Regions from separate parts of the Mus musculus genome. Here all the other regions are linked to region 1. The links are chromatin loops, found by intact Hi-C in ENCODE. Cell type or tissue: heart. All regions are shown on one strand.

Region 1 (2,500 bases):
CCCTGCGCTTCGGCGGCTCTGGCCCAACCCTGCCCGGGGACGCGCTGCCCGAGCGATGAAGAGGGAATGGGTTAGGGCGCTGGGGTCCCCATATCCGTGCCAGCCTAGGGCTGGAAGGCGAGGGGACGAGCCTGAACGCAGACCCTGACTCCTCCCTGCGTTGAGAGCTGGACTCCGGGATGCGAGAGACACCCAGTTCGAGGGGGAAGGGACACGTGTGGAAAACCGAAAGCGTAGCGTCTCAGGATTCAGTGCCCTGCGAGGAAATCGCCGCCCTTCCCCTTCCTTGGGGTCCTGGGTTGGAATGGGGGCAGCTCTGGATGCTGGGGAGCGCCTGGCTCACACTCCCTTCCCACCCCCGCCTGTCTTGACTGCGAAGCTGGGCTTTGCTCCTGGCGGCCGCGGGCGGCGGCTGCCTGCGCAGCGACCCTCTCCCGAGTCGGTGCGGGGTCGCGCACCGCCGCCTTCCTTTTGCAAACTTTGTGCATTTTCGTGTCTCCCTTTTGTGTAAGTTCCAAGTGATGGGAGGGATCGGAAAGTGCGGCCACCCGGCACCGTCCCTCAACCTGGACGTCCAGGACTCTTCAGTGCACCTCCAGTTTCTCCCTGAGTCTGAGAAGGTCCCCGGGAACAAAAGCCGCGACACCCCGCCCTCGCCGTCCAGGGCGCGGTGGCGGAGCCCTGGTAGTTGGTGCGCCACCGCCGTTCCTTTCCCCGAGCTGCGCGTCTGCCCCCGAGGGCCTAGAGGTGCTGCTAGGGCCCCGCGGTCTCCCACCCCCGCATCACCACCACCTACTGGCAATCCTGTGAGGGACTGCAAAGTCCTGAGAGAGAGAGAGAGAGAGAGAGAGAGAGAGAGAGAGAGAGAGAGAGAGAGAGAGAGAGAGAGAGCGAGCCGGGAGTGAGGCGTGCGTCTGGGAAGGGCAGTGCCTGGTGGTGGGGAGGCTGAGGCTCCAGGGCATCAAAGGAGGCGTTTGTCTGATTAAGGTGCGGCCTCCTATGGGGCAGATTTGGGAACTCTAGCTTAGTCACCCTGGGGGGGACACAGGATGCTGGGGAGGGTCCTCAGGGTTCCTTTTTTTTTTAAAAAAAAAAAAAAAGGGGTGCAGATAAAAGGATTGAATAGGGTGAAGATTAAGACGGAGAAGATGGCGCCTCTGCAGTGCAGCAAAGAAAAGCTGTGTGGAGGCTGCAGCCTGTGAAATCCACCCACCACTAGGTGTATAACAAGTCTTCCCCATTCATCCAACTCTCCAGCATGCAGCACAAGGCTTGTTTTCCTTTTTATCCAGAGATGCCTGGAAGTTGTTTGCGTGGCAGCTGGTTTTATTTCTCTTCATTTGTACCCTCTTCACCATCTAAGCATTTGCTAATAGCCCTTCCTCGTCGTCCTCCTCTTTCCCCTCTACCTCATAGGAATTTTCCCAAAAAGCAATTTCCGGGCGAGTGTTTTCCTGCAATTTTGTGGGGATTGGCTAGGCTATCACACTAGTATGAGTTTTTATTTATTTAATTTTTTTTAGCTCTTAATTTACAAGGTCATTGAACTTTTAGCCCCTCTGAATTTTTTTTTTTTTTTTAACCCACAAGTGGCTTCAGAATCTGTAAGTCACCTCAGACTGGTTAAAACAGGTCTTCGAAGAGTCTTAAGAATTTAGTGTTCCATTTTTTTTTTTCAAAGCCATTTAATCAAGGGAATTCTGATTTCTCTGACGACCTAAGAATTTAATTGTATAGTCATTCGGTTTTTCTAATTGTTTTGCTGTGCAGAAACACGACTAAGTAATTAAAGGAATAACTTTAATTTTTGGAGCATTTTACTTTTCTTGAGCATTTTTTTTAACTTGTATAAAAAGAGTCACAGTGTAGGCCAAGATGAACTGGATTTATGTTTTGGCTTGTGCGATTGCATATCCTTTTTCTGCCGAACATTTGGAGATGCTCCTGCAGTTATCATCACCTTTAAAGGGTTACTGGGAGCACTACATTCGTGCCTTTGGTGAGTCACTGGAAGGATAGGTAATTCATCCTGATGAGGTTTGACACACTTTGCAGTTCTGCGTCCACTGAAGCCACAGAATTATGAGTTGGCTGCGTTTTGTAAATCACAGAAAATCCGTCTGCTGCAGGTGGCTCTGCAAAAAGAACCCGTGTGATGGAGGGTGCTGATGATGGGGCCATGAGGGTACTGATGCTGGGGTCTCGAGGGTGCTGATGCTGGGGCCTCCAGGGTACTGATGCTGGGGCCTCGTCTTCCAGGGCGTCGGCATTTCCTGGTTTGGTTTTATTTTCCTGGTATGTTGAACAGAGGCATGCGTTTAGCAAACCGTGATGGACTCATCTTGTTTGCTTGTATAGAGCTGATAACTATCAACTTGCCTCGGTAGTGGTGGCTCCTTCACTGTCTGCGACTGCTGCCCGGTAGTGCCTCTCTGATGGTAGAAGCCTACTCATAGAACAGCGAAGCTGACATTCTTTTTTTGACAGGGATCCATCGGGA
Region 2 (2,500 bases), 220 kb after region 1:
TTATGCTATGTGCATACGGACAGAGTCCTCTCGTCTTCCAACGCGGCTTTACAGAGGCTTGGAGCTCATATTAATCCAGCAGACTCAAGCAAGCACCTCCTCTTCTCCTCACTGGGAGAGGTAGGACAAATATAGAAACAAGAAAAGCCATTAGCTACTGTAGAGAGATGTGTGCCCCGCACAGTCTGCAGAGACTAACACCTGCCCGGCTCTCCGTGACAATGGCTGAGGCAGATTATGTTTACCGTGCCGACCTGATCTTACAGCTGAAGCCTGCTGTAGAGCTCTGGCCTGGCGGAAATGAGGCCTGAATGCAACCCCCAGGACTACAAATCCTGTATGTGTAGGATGAATGGGTAGGTGGGTGGATGGATGGATGAGTGGATGGAAGGATGGATCGACAGACAGACAGATATGTATGTATGTATGTATGTATGTATGTATGTATGTATGTATAATTAGGATAGTGTGTCTATACAGTTTCCCTTTTTGTGTCAAGTAATACCCCCCTTTTTTCAAATTTTTATTAGATAATTTTTTCATTTACACTTCAAATGCTATCCCAAAAGTCCCCTATACCCTACCCCTGGTAATACACCTTTTATATACATACACTCACACACACACAGACACACACATACATCCATATATGTTACCTTTATTTATACCCCTTTTATATGTGTATGTGTGTATATATATACATATATATATATATATATATGTATATATATAATAAAAGACATATACATACATGTGTGTGTGTGTGTGTATCTTTTATTTAATAGGCTCTCAAAACTCTCATTAACATTTCTACAGAGATAAATGTACTTCGAAATGGCAGCAGATACCTGGGGCCCCACAAAGCGGAGTGTTATATTCTGCACAGATCTAAGCGTCACTCACAGTCATTCACAGTGCGGCTTTGTGAGATGTTCTTTCTCCTTCACCATCCCACAAACTCCAGTGCTGGCTGTTTCAGCCAATGTGCCCTGTGCAGACCCGAGTACTCGCCTCAAGAATTTCAGCACCACCTAGTGGCCAGATGCAGCATCGGCGTAAGCCATTGGCTCTGCCACGTGGTGTCAGAAGTTGGGGCTAAAGCTGATAAATCACGGTTGTTAAGTACTTTGGGGGCAAAGAAAAGAACTGCACACCGTGTCCTGTTACTGCCTACGAGTACTGTGCTCCTTTAAAGTCCTCGGTCTATTTTAAACCCGGATCTCTGTACCTGCTTTCTAGGTCGACGCCGCCGTGACCCCAGAGGAGCGCCATCTCTCCAAGATGCAGCAGAACGGATATGAGAATCCAACTTACAAGTTCTTTGAGCAAATGCAGAACTAAGCCCCACCCGCGCCACAGCAGCGGCCTCTGAACTTGGACAGCGAAACCATTGCTTCACTACCCATCGGTGTTCATTTATAAAATAACGTGGAAAGAAACAAACCCTTCCGTTTATTTACTCACCCTCGGCTTTTGACAGCTGTGCTGTAACACAAGTAGATGCCTGAACTTGAATTAATATACAAATCAGTAATGTATTCTCGCTTTCTCTCTTTACATTCTGGTCTCTACATTACATGATTCATGGGTTTTGTGTACTGTAAAAAAAAAAATTAGCTGTATCAAACTAGTGCATGAATAGATTCTCTCCTAATTATTTATCACATACATAGCCCCTTAGCCCGTTGTATATTATTCTTGTGGTTTGTGGCCCGGAAAAAACTCCTACTTGAAATATGCTTTAAAAATCGATGGGGGATGCTTCTTGTGAACGTGGGCGTCTAGCTGCTTCTCCTACGTATTCTTTTCCTGATCACTATGCATTTTGAACATTTTTTTAAGTATTCCAAATGACTTAGAAAATTCTTTTTCCATGACTGCATCTTACTGTACAGATTGCTGCTTCTGCTCTCTTTGTGATATAGGAATAAGAGGATACACATTGATTTCTTTGTGCCTGTTTTATGTGCACACATTAGGCATTGAGAATTTGAACATTTTTTTTGTCCATGTATCTTTGGATCTTTGATAAAAAAAAATTAAAAAAAAATTATCCCTGTTCATCATAAGCACTTTTACGGGTGGGGGGAGGGAGTGTTCTGCTGGTCTCCAATTACCAAGAATTCTCCAAAAATTAATTTTCTGCAGGATGATTGTACAGAATCATTGCTTATGCCATGATAGCTTTCTACACTGTATTACATAAATAAATTAAATAAAATAACTCCAGGCAAGACGTTTCTTTGAAGGGTGATTGTGTGGGAGGGAAAAGGCAAGATCCCTGCATTTATCAACCCAAGGCGCTTCGTTTAATAATACTGACAGAGAATGAAAAGCCAGGAAGAGAGTAAGAGGGAAGAGAGGGCACCCTGAGACACCCCTGAGGGTTTGTATAAAATTGTGTTTTCATAGGAATACCTTAGACTGGTATGATTGTATGGTGAGAGTTTATTGCTTAGTCATCTAGACCCGTGAGAACACCTCATCTGGTCACTCACAC
Region 3 (2,500 bases), 370 kb before region 1:
CACAGAAGAGCTCAGCCAAATTCAGGCAATAACTTACGAAATCTGAATGAGGAAAGCAAGCAAGACCGAGACATTTAGAAACTAGGAAAGCCCTGGACCAAGAAAACTTTAGGATATAGAATTCACATATGCTGCGTGGTAAAATGGGTAATCTCAGCAATGGATAGCTCAGTTTGGTTGGAACTGAGACATGATGGACACACGTGTTGTGGTTAAACGCCCGGACACTCTAATAAGTGAATTCTAATAAGTGATTTCACAACACAGAAAATCTCTTAAGTGGATACATTGACCATGGCCTAGTTATATTGCACAAAACAAATGTAATACATTCATGTTCTGTTTGGTTCAGCAAAGTTAAACAAATAGTAATTTCTTCTAGGCTTAATACATTGGGGGGTTTTTTGTGTCTTTTTGGTTTTGGCTTTTGGTTTTTAGGGCGTTTTGTTTTGTTTTTTTTTAGTAACTTTTGGAAGGAGATCCAAATGAAGTTTTACATTATTGTACAACTCCCACTGCAGGCTACAAAGACAGGATTCGATCAAGGTTTTACCTTCGGGGTCTCAGACCCTTCTTTTCTTCCTCTCAGCTTCGGCTATAGCTAGCAGAAGCCATTTCTAAGCAAGGGATTCAAGCCAGATAGAGCTATCCTGTGCTCCTGTACTCCACACTCCTGAAGTTGGGTGGGCAGGATGCTGGGGGAACCTTCCAGATCACACCTTTCATGAAAAAGTACTTGAAGACAGTCTGACTTCGTTTTCAGGGATATTAATTTGGATATTAGGAATAGTTGTTTATTATTTTTCAAGGGCAACTAGACTGTTCCATTGTTTCACAAAGGAAAAACAGCCCAATATGGTATGCACTGTGATCTCCACCAGATTATTCTCATATGAGAAAAATTGACTATGATAGCACCGTTAGCTTGGGGGTCTGGTTGAAGGAAGGGCTTTGATTGTGAGGACATTCGTCAATTCTGGGAAGCAGACAGCAGTGCTAGAAAATACCATAAAAACAATGAACTGTGTGTAACGTGGATGTTTGCTGCAGGAATTACCCTGCTTCGTGGCTAGAAACGTTAGGGCTTGGTTTCCTGTAAAGCTGACTCTCAGTGTTTTGATAACACGGTGTCCTCATGTCAGTAGTAACAGTAAGGAGTGCAATGGGGCAGTTGAATCATTCAGTTCCTGGGAAGCTTAATTGGAAGTCAGGGCTCCCAGCCAGCACCAGGAGTAATGGGATCTTCACTTCATGATCTCGATAGCTATTAAGAACAAAACAGCAGCATAGCCCTGCTAAGCTCTGCAGAGAGCTGACTTGTCTAGATACCTGAATCGATTGAACAACAACAACAACAAAAATCAAGCTGAAGGAATTCACAAAGGACACTAACAGCATAGGAAGCCTAAACAATTTCGGTGCCCTAGCTGGAAGAGGTGCCATATACCTCAATGTGCAGAGGGTAAAGTCAAGAGATCTGGGGTTAAAGGACATCTTCAGCATTCAGATATCCAGTCCAGCCTGGGCTACACCAACCAGACAAACAAACAGTGATGTATTTTCTTGAAAATACTGTTGTTGGTGTTGTAGCTTCTTTCTTGGAGCTATATGATCGATCACATTTCTCGTGTGGATTTAAGTAGAATAACAAAAATAATTTCCCTCTCCAGTCAAGTGGAAATTTTTAAAGTTCATTTTGTTTATCTGTGATACAGAAATAAGATGAAGAGAAAGAAAATATGACCTTTCTCACTTGTTCCACGAGAACCATATTAATTAACAAAGTCAGACGGCCTCTGCTCTATTTGGATCGCGTCTTAGGAAGACCTGGTTTATAAGCTCACGAAGGTTTGCTTTAAAAAACAAAAAGCAATAAAATAACATGTGTCCATAAATATAATATCTTGTACTTTCAATATCTTAGCTCTGTTAGGAATAAAAACTTCATATAATTTATAGCATACAATCCCCATTACTTTCAGGAGTTGAGCTGGAAGTGGCTCATTTTGAAGTTCTCGGGTACAGAATGTATATTGCAGGGGTAGAATGCTTTTTAAATATGTACCTGAACCACATACACTAGTTTATACTGCTTCTTAGAGCTCAGTAGTAACCGTATACTGTAAAAATAAATACTGTACTGTATTTATGTAAAAATAAATCATTAGGAAGAGCAAAGAGTTGTTTAAGGTCAGTGTGAGTCTTATTAAATATTTTTGTATAAATTCTCTTGTTGAAAATTACATACTGAAAAGCAGCATGGTCATGACGGGTCCAACACATCCTTTTAATCAGAAATTCCCTGCTTCACGTTGTTTATTGATTCCTCAGTATGATATCAGGTAAACTGTCAATTTACAAGTTATTTATATGGACATTTTCTCTCACCAGCTCATTGCCTTCTAAGCCTAGTAGAGCAACAGTATGCAGAGTCAATTCTGTAATTGTGTGTTTAAGAAGTCTAATTATGGAGGGAAAAATAACATAAGAAAAAGCATTA

The links. A loop is a pair of places that touch in the nucleus more often than their neighbours do. Peaks named below come from ENCODE experiments on the same cell type or tissue, not always from the same donor. Only the 100,000 strongest peaks of a DNase experiment are listed, where the experiment ranks them.
Region 2: it touches region 1 in a loop (7-fold over the local background); 22 of 42 quality-filtered maps call a loop at or near these places.
Region 3: it touches region 1 in a loop (2.2-fold over the local background); 3 of 42 quality-filtered maps call a loop at or near these places.

Annotation. Positions count from the first base shown.
Region 1 is chr16:85,170,864-85,173,363 of GRCm38, reverse strand. All of the region lies in intron 1 of App (amyloid beta (A4) precursor protein), which reads left to right. Among named protein-coding and RNA genes, the nearest start is that of App, 1.6 kb to the left of the region's middle. In heart, CTCF peaks have their summits at 359 and 1,213; DNase peaks (open chromatin) are centred at 223, 773 and 1,193; H3K4me3 peaks cover 2,348 bases; H3K27ac peaks cover 1,530 bases.
Region 2 is chr16:84,954,172-84,956,671 of GRCm38, reverse strand. It overlaps App (amyloid beta (A4) precursor protein), which reads left to right. Exons shown (of 18, transcript NM_001198823.1): 18 at 1,240-2,236. The coding sequence ends at 1,341. Among named protein-coding and RNA genes, the nearest start is that of Gm10791, 17 kb to the left of the region's middle. In heart, no CTCF peak of the experiment used is centred here; a DNase peak (open chromatin) is centred at 1,031; H3K4me3 peaks cover 287 bases; H3K27ac peaks cover 251 bases.
Region 3 is chr16:85,545,396-85,547,895 of GRCm38, reverse strand. All of the region lies in intron 1 of Cyyr1 (cysteine and tyrosine-rich protein 1), which reads left to right. Among named protein-coding and RNA genes, the nearest start is that of Cyyr1, 3.7 kb to the left of the region's middle. In heart, no CTCF peak of the experiment used is centred here; a DNase peak (open chromatin) is centred at 1,175; H3K27ac peaks cover 261 bases.